Linked DNA regions of Homo sapiens: region 2 is linked to region 1. Evidence: chromatin loops called from intact Hi-C (ENCODE). Cell type or tissue: heart right ventricle. All regions are shown on one strand. Links, peaks and the distances in the headings refer to the core of each region. The heading gives the core; the rest is flanking DNA.

Region 1 (4,392 bases), core at 152-4,151:
ATCCTGCTGAGAGGGTGTCTGTGGGAGAGTGTGGCAATGTGTGGTAACAGTGAGCAAGCCAGAGACAGGGAGGTGAGCAAGTGTGACAGCCGTGAGTGTGGGAGGCAGTGAGGGAGGGAGTGAAGGCATGGGTATGATTCAAAGTGGGCATGAAGGAGGGGTGCAGGTGCCCGAGTGATATGGTTTGGCTGTGTCCCCACCCAAATCTCATATTGAATTGTAGCTCTCATAATTCCCACGTGTTGTTGGAGGGACCCAGTGGCAGATAATTGAATCATGGGGGCGGTTTCCCCCGTACTGTTCTCATGGTAGTGAATAAGTCTCAGGAGATCTGATGTTTTTATAAGGGAAACCCCTTTTGCTTAGCTCTCATTCTCCCTTGTCAGCCACCATGTAAGATGCACTTTTCACCTTCTACCATGATTGTGAGGCCTCCCCAACTACGTGAGACCGTGAGTCCATTTAAAACTCTTTTTCTTTATAAGTTACCCAGTCTTGGGTATGTCTTTATCAGCAGTATGAAAATGGACTAATACACCGAGTGACTGAATGATGGGTAGGGCGACTTCAAGGGGGTGGGAGTGTGAGGGAAGCAGTGGGAATGTGGGAATGGCAGGATAAGTGTGAGAGCAAGAGTGTGAGAGAGCGAGTGTCTGCGAGTGAGGGGGAGAGAGTGTGGGCGAAGACTGAGCAGGAGTGCGTGAAGCTGTGAGAACGTGGGAGTGGGAGTGGCCATGGGTGTGAGTGAGAGGGCTGAGTGTGAGTAAAGTGAGTGTGAGTGGGTCCATGTGAGTGTGTAGAGTGTGTGAGGGGTGTGAGTCTCAGAGGGTGTGTGAGACTGTGAGGGCACAGGGGAGTGTGGGTGTGAGTGTGGGAGTGTGCAAATGAGAGAGGACTTGACTGTGCATATGTGAGGAGAGAGCCTGTGTGTGTGTGTGTGTGTGTCCTGCTGGCGAGGATGAAGACAGGCTGTTGATGGGGTGGGTCTGACCAGGTACTTCCCATCTCACTCTCACCACATCCCCTAAGGACCTTCCATGGTCTAAACCTCACACCCCCTCCCTGGCTTACAGTGAAGCTACAGAGATAGCTCTGGTCCCATGGAATATTCTCCTAAGCTCATCATGCTGTGTATTAAGTTGCTGATGTATAGCAAATGAGCAGAGAAGGTATGCAATGTAAAAGAGGAGAGTCTAGAGTGTGCCAAGAGTTTGGGGAAGAAGGATGGGTAGGACTGGGTGAAGGAAGAAAGGATAGCTGATCACATCACCCCTTTACTCAAATCCATATTACCCCAGTGCCCACTGACCAAATGCCTAATTCTTTATTTATTTTTAAAATTGTTTATTTTTTAGAGATAAGGTCTTGCTCTGTGGCCCAGGCTGCAGTGCAGTGGTGCCATTGTAGCTCACTGCAGCCTTGAACTCCTGGGCTCAAGTGATCCTCTTGCCTCAGCCTCCCAAGCAGCTGGAATTACAGGCACCTGCTGGCATGCCTGATTAATTTTTAATTTTTTTGTAGAGATAGGGGTCTTGCTATGTTCCCCAGGCAGCCTGGAACTCCTCAAGAGATCCTCCTGCCTTGGCCTCCCAAAACATTGGGATTGCTAGCATGAACCACTGAGCCCAGCTCTAATTCTAAAAACTTTAATATGACTTTCAAGATTTTAGGTAATCCTGGGGAGTGAATGTGACTTTTACTATTTTACATAATAAGTACTCAATAAATGTTTGATTGCTCTGGTTCCATGGTCTGTCTTGGCTGGAGAGGGTTCCTCTCAGCTCCACACTCAGCCTTCCACACTCTGCCGTGACATTGCCACTTTGCCAGCTGGATCCATGCCAGGCTCTCCCAACATGGCGGGAGGAGGGAGGAAGGACATCCTTCTTCCTGTCTACTTACTGCTCCAGGCAGCATGCCTCAGCAGTGGGTCTTCACCTAGTAGTGACAATAGGTTCCAGTTTCCAGCTTTTTTGGGGGGGTGTTAGGAACCGAATATTCATGTCTCCCCAAATTCCTATTTTGAAACCCTAACCCCCAGTGTGGCTGTATCTGGAGGTGAAGCCTCCAAGGAAGTAACTAAGGTTAATGAGGTCATAAGAGTGGGACCATGATCCGATAGGATTAGTGTTCCTATAAGAAGGGACACCAGAGAGCTCTCTCTCTCTCACCACACACACGCACAGTGAGGAGAGGCCGTGTGAGGAAACAGTGGAAAAGGTGGTCATCTACAAGCCAGGAAGAGAGCCGTCACCAGAAGCCAGAACAGTCAGCGCCCTGATCTTGGACTTCCAGTTTCTAGAACTATGAGAAAATAAATGTCTGTTGTTTAAGCCACCCAGTATATGGTATTTTGTTATGGCAACCACAGCAGACTAATATAGGGGGTATCCCTAGAATCACCCTTGTGATGCCCTCAGAGGTTTTTAATCGAGTCCTTATGTTAATTTATCTCTGTTCACAGAGAGCTCTGCTTCTGGTTTCCTGATGAGACCCTGACTGATCCAGAAGAGACGGTGCCTATACTAGTCAAGGGCAGGAACCTCCAGGCTGAGGAGCTGGACTCTGTACCTGTCTTCTTTGTCTCACTGCATCGGGCTGTGCCCTGAGCCTCATCTTCAGAAAATGGAGGGAAGTAAGTCCTGGGTGACCGCAGGATCCCTGTAGCACAGCTCCCCCAAGGTCTTAATGAAGTGCCATTACACCTCTCAGCTAATATAATCCCCAGGAAAGGGGCAGGGCAGACAGATGGCAGAGAGGGAGACTGAGTCATACTCACTAGCTAGGCCACACAGCTAGTTAGAAATAGAAGCAGGCCTGGGACTCTTCCTCCCAATATTCCGCCCCCTTCCACAAAGACCCAGAGGCTCCCTGCCTCCTCCCTACTTTTAATTCGAAAGGTAATAGTTCCCACACTATTAACTAGCTGTGTGAACTTTCTCATGTTACTTTTCTCTGAGCCTTGGTTATCTCATTGGTTAAGTGAAGCAGGTAAACTAGATGTTCTCAAAGTGCTTTTTCAGCTATGACATGCTGTGATTTGATGATTTTTCCTCAATGAAACCAAAGGGTTCAATTTATCTCCCCGAAGATTTTCTATGTTCTATGCTCAGCTTTTGATTTGACATAATTATAGCACTTACATTTAGTGCAAATTCACATAATCATTGCATGAGTTATTAATTATTTTTAAGCATTGGCATAGTACTCACTGAACCTGAGGATGTACACATTGGTTAGGACCAGGGGTGAGTTAAGCAACCAGAGGTCTGGGACTGCAGTTAACCTATCAAGCCAGGGAGTTCATGGAACTTAAGTCTGGTTAAACCAAAAAGGGGCCAGGGATTCTAAGGCCATGTTGTGTACTGATGAGCTACTTTAATCTGCCTAATCCTACAGAGTGATGTACAGATCTGTGATAGGTTTAGCATGAACATACTTTCAATGTATGTCTTAATTTTGTTTGTGCTTAGCCTTCTAAAAAAAAAAGGTATTTTGCCAAAAAGTGGCAAAACTGTTAATTAGCCCATTCCCCACAGCCTGGAAAAACATGGAGCTTACACTGGGTTTTGTCCTCCATGTAACAAAAGCCTTAGCTTTCGGGAGGAGGGAAGGAAACCATCTGGGACCAGACTAAGAGGAATCTCCTTCTGCTGGGAGACGGGCAGATCACAACACCCAGGGACAAGGCTAAGGCACAAGCACACAAGGAAGGCCTAAGGCTAAGAGTGAAGCAGAAACACTGAGAAAAACCCTCTGGCAACCCAGCCTCCATCTTAAGAATAAGAAAATGCTAGAGGAATTTAAAGCTGGTGGTGCACTGAAGATAAAACCCAAACCTAGAGCAGCAAAACCCAAATCCAAGTCAACTTCTGACTAGATTGACTCAACCACCCACATCAAGGGGCAAACTTTGTCTACAAAGGACCAGTATATAGCAAATATTTTAGGTGTTGTGGGCCATGTGGGCTCTGTTGCAACTATTCAACTCTGCTGTTGAAGCATGAAAGCAGCCATAGACAATATGTAAATGAATGAACATGGTTATGTTCCAATAAATCTTTATTTATAGACACTGAAATTTGAGTTTTATATAATTGTCTTATGTTGTATAATTACTATTCTTCTTTTGATATCCATTTGACACATTTAAAAATATAAAAACCATTCTTAACTCATAGGCCATACAAAAATAGGCAACAGGCCTGATTTGGCCCAAGGACCATAGTTTGCAGATCCCTTGCCTAGCAGAAAAAGAGGCATGCATATTTACTACAGCCTTTACTGTTCTAAAGATGTTTTGCTTTCAATCAAAAGTCATGAGACACCAAACACAAGACCAATAACTCACTGTCAAGAAACAAAGCAGTCAACAAAACCAGATTCAAATAT
Region 2 (4,392 bases), core at 122-4,121, 490 kb after region 1:
AAAAAATGAATTTTCCTGGGAACTAAAAGTTATAAATTAAAAAGAGGGGTCTCAGCAATTTCACTCCTGGGCATATACCCCAAAGAATTGAAAACAGGTGTTTAAGCAAAAACTTGTACATGAATGTTCACAGTAGCACATACTATTCACAATAGTCAAAAGGTAGAAACAATCTGAATGTTCATCAGCTTAAGAATGGATAAATGAAATATGGTATATCCATACGATGGAATATTATTCAGCCATAAAGAGGAATGCAGTAACTGATCTGTGCTATGACATGGATGAATCTTGCAAACATTATGCTAAGTGAAAGAATCCAGACACAAAAGGCCACATATTGTATAATTCTAATTATATGAAATATTCAGGGTAGGCAAATCTATAGAGACAGAAAGCAGACTGATGATTGCCAGGAGGTGAGGGAGAGGGGAATGGGGAGTGACTGCTTTGTAAGTATGGAGTTTCCTTTCAGGGTGATGAAAATATTCTGGAACAAGATAGTGGTGATAGTTGTACAACTCTGTGAATGTATCAAATGCAACTGAATTATACACTGAAAAGTGGTTAAATGGTAAATTTTATGTTATGTGTATTTTACTACAATAATTTAAAAAGAGAGCTCTTTGCTTAAGAGCAGCTATCAGGTTGCTATTATGTTATTGTTGTCTATCCAGGTCACTTCCTGAAACACCTCTCCTGCTTAGCTCAGTGTTTTTGTCATATGCCAGTTAGATTATAACAGTAGCCTCCTAACTAGTCCCCTGTCCCCAGTTTTACTTATCTTCACTCCATGTTCCATGGATTCTCTACAGTGTCAAAATGAGCATTACATTCCTTTATTTAAAATCTTTCAATGGTCCCTGAGCTTCTACTGCAGTAAGATAGCATTCCCTTGCACAGCGTTGAAAGGCACTTCCCGGTTTGGCAACTGATTGCTTCTCTCCCTTTGCAGGCCTTATGGTGAGTGTGCCCTGAGATGGCAGGGCCCATGGTGCTCTCAAGGATTCTTCTGTCCCAAGCACATAGAACGGCCCCTGGTGCATAGCAGGTGCTCAGTAAATATTTGTGAATGCAGTAATCAGGCTTCAGCTAAGCTATCTAGCTCCAGCTCTTGCTACTTCCCCCAAATACCTTGTATTCTAGCCAAACCAAATTCTCCCATAAGTTAGGCCAATCCACGCATCTGAACCGTTGTTGAATTGCTCTCTCCATTTGGAATGTTTTCTGACCATCTGTAAATCTGAGCAAAGGGGTTCATCCTTTAAGACAGCTCAAGCAGTTTCTCTTTTGAGACTGGCAGTCACTCATTTCTTGGTATTCCCATAGCACTTTGAACAGCCCTTTGTGGCAGCTTTAGCATATCTTGTCCTAGAATCATTTGTCTACATCCCTGACTCTCTTACCAGACTATGTGGACTAAGTAGCTCATCTTAACTCCTCCTGCATCCCCTCTTGTGATTAACATATTATAGGTGATACTGGGGGAATAAACAACACAAAAAGTAACTAAATGATTCTTCTTGAAAGATCAACCTTGGGGCTGGACGCAGTGGCTCACGCCTGTAATCCCAGAACTTTGGGAGGCCAAGGCGGGCAGACCGCTTGAGGTCAGGAGTTCAAGACCAGCCTAGCCAACATGGCGAAACCCCATCTCTACTGAAAATACAAAAATTAGCCAGGTGTGGTGGCGGGTGGCTGTAATCCCAGCTACTCAGGAGGCTGAGGCAGAAGAATCACTTGAACCCAGAAGGCGAAGGTTGCGGCGAGCCGAGATCACTCCCAACGCATTCCAGCCTGGGTGACAAAGTAAGACCCTGTCTCAAAAAAAAAAAAAAAGAAAGAAAGAAAGAAAGAAAGAAAGAAAGAAAGAAAGATCAGCCTTGGGAATTTTTTTTTTCCACAGAAAACAATCTGAATTAAACTGGAAATTGAGGACAACCATCACTGAATCTCTTGTCATTCTATGTACTTGGCTGTGGTAAATGGCAGGAAGAGAAGGAGATAGAAATGGAAACAAGTGGAAAGGGCAGGAAACTAGCAGCATAATGGATGTCGCCCTTTCTCTTTCTGAAGGATCCCACCAGGGACTTACTGAATAGATCAGAAAGTGAATGGCAACCATTACTCTGTTTCCAGGAAGAGGAGCGGCCACGTACTCTGGGTGCTACATTTGGTACAAGTGTAGCCTCCCACCAAGCCTGAGTAATTGAGAATCAACCGTGAAAATGAAATTCCAGTTTTCCTTTACAGCATTTTCCCTTTATTGCTTCGTCCCCTCTTGCCCACTGACGTCAGGAGTGTATTCCATTCTATCTCTTTCTAATCATGTTTGTCTCTCCAGCTTGGGCAGAATGTGCTGTGCCGTCTGTGCCCTTTTCAGCAACTTGTGCTCTGTGTGCTTGTCTTGTGCTTTGTTGCTCCTCATGTCTGCTGCTGGGTCCTTTTGGTTAACATCATCCTCCCTTCCCCAGTATACAAGAGAGCAGCCACTCGGAAAGGCTTGGTTGCAGAGTAGGACTCAAGGAGAACGTCTCTCTGGCTCTTTCTCAGACTGCAAGGCACTTTGAATCCTGCATTTCAAAGATAAGTGGAGAAGAAGAAATTTAGGAAGAGGTAGGGGTCCAAGAGCATAAGGGAAAAGAATTGATATGGTTTTGTGTATCTGCTAAGTGATCTCACTTAATTCTCTCTTTCCGATGAGATCGTATTATTAGTTGACTGATGAGGAAACTGAGATGAAATAACTTTCCCAAGACCACTCAGCTGGTCAGTGTCAGAGTCAAGATCCAAACCCAAAAATGTCCACTCCAGCATTGGGGCCCTCGCCTTCCCCACCCACCTCTGGCTGTGGGAGTAGGCTGCCCAGGAGGCTTTGGGGAAGGAAAGGCAGGAGACACTTCGAATGTAGATCTGATTGAGGCTGGCATCCAAGGCCACGGGGGTCCGATTTGGCCATGAGATTTCCCGATGCTCTTCACACCAGGCTATTGCCCATCAGGTCCAGATGTTTTAGAGATGGGGATGCAAGGAAGCCACAGGAAGCCTCCAGAAGAAAGGGGTTGGTGAGGAGTTGGGCAAAGTCTAGGCCCTAACCAGTAAATGGAGGTGGACTAGGACCAGGCTCCCATTCCTGGAAATGGAGGTAGAAATAAAGCCATCAATCAAACGGGACACTCCAGTGCAGGTTAGGGAAAGGCCTCAGTCTGCGGCCCAGGCACGTGGAAGACAGCATCTCCAGCGGATGGGACTGCTGATACCCACCTTGCTCCACCAGGATGAAGCTTGATGCCATTGGATACAAGACTCTGTTTTTCAGTTTCCTACTGATTTTTTGGTGCCTCTACTTGCATGCACACACTTTACCTACAGTAACTCAGTGCCGGCCAGTTGTGGTGCAGTGCTTGCTTGTGCAAAGCTGCAGATTAAATTCCTATATTCATTCATTCATTCATTCATGTATTTATACAGCAAACATTTGAGGGGCTACTATGGTCTAGGTGCTGGGGAAAACCAAATGAATAAAACACAATCCCTGCCAGCGCAGAGGTCACAGGTGCCCAGGGGCAGATGTGCATGTGAACATTTATAGCAGGAGTCATCAGTGACAGAGGTGTGCCGAGGTACCCAGAAAAGTATGTGTTCCTCTTGGGCTTGGAGGTAGGAGAAAGCATCCCAGTGGACAGGGCAGTCAGAATGTCAAATCCCTATCTCTCATGGTTCATCAAAATGCCCTCTCCTGCCTGTGCTGGTGACAAGGCAGGGCTATGGTCAGCCCACAGAACTGTGGGATAACCTTGATGGTGCAGTAAGGGTTAAAGCACAGAGGGGTGGAAGTAAGAAATTATTTTCATGATAAGGCAGATCCTTGGGTTCTGACATAATGCCTCTGTGAGGTATGAGCCTCTCCTGGACAACAATAAAAAGGTATAAAATATAGCAAGGCTGCTCCTCTGAAGTAACAAATCCCTTCCATTGTGTAAGCTGCTGGGACTGCCAACTTCAGGCCGGCCTCTGTGAGGTCCAGGCTTCTCTGTGAGGCCCAGGCCTCCTCTGTAAGTACAGACCTCCTCTGTGAGGTACTGATGCCCCAGTGTGAGGTACAGACCAGCATGAGGGAGCTGCCTTCTTTCACGCCATTATATATGCTTGATTTCATCATTCTCCTTTGCACTGCTTATGTACAGGTTAGGAAGTAAAGCCAAATGAAAGCTAGCAACAGAGGCAGAGTGATTATTCTCTCTAAGCTTTGAACTTGGACCAGCCACGTTTCCAGTCTAGTATAGACAACAATGTCAATCCTCTGCCCAGATATCCTTTTTTTTTTTTTTGAGATGGTGTCTTGCTCTGTCACCAGGCTGGAGTGCAATGGCACAATCTCGGCTCACTGCA

Evidence for each region. A loop is a pair of places that touch in the nucleus more often than their neighbours do. Peaks named below come from ENCODE experiments on the same cell type or tissue, not always from the same donor. Only the 100,000 strongest peaks of a DNase experiment are listed, where the experiment ranks them.
Region 2: it touches region 1 in a loop (2.2-fold over the local background); 1 of 110 quality-filtered maps calls a loop at or near these places.

The regions. Positions count from the first base shown.
Region 1 is chr17:57,693,697-57,698,088 of GRCh38, reverse strand. It overlaps a transcript of MSI2 not described here. Among named protein-coding and RNA genes, the nearest start is that of CCDC182, 49 kb to the left of the region's middle. In heart right ventricle, for the core only: no CTCF peak of the experiment used is centred there; a DNase peak (open chromatin) is centred at 1,865.
Region 2 is chr17:57,202,941-57,207,332 of GRCh38, reverse strand. No RefSeq gene overlaps it. Among named protein-coding and RNA genes, the nearest start is that of MSI2, 51 kb to the left of the region's middle. In heart right ventricle, for the core only: no CTCF peak of the experiment used is centred there; no DNase peak of the experiment used is centred there.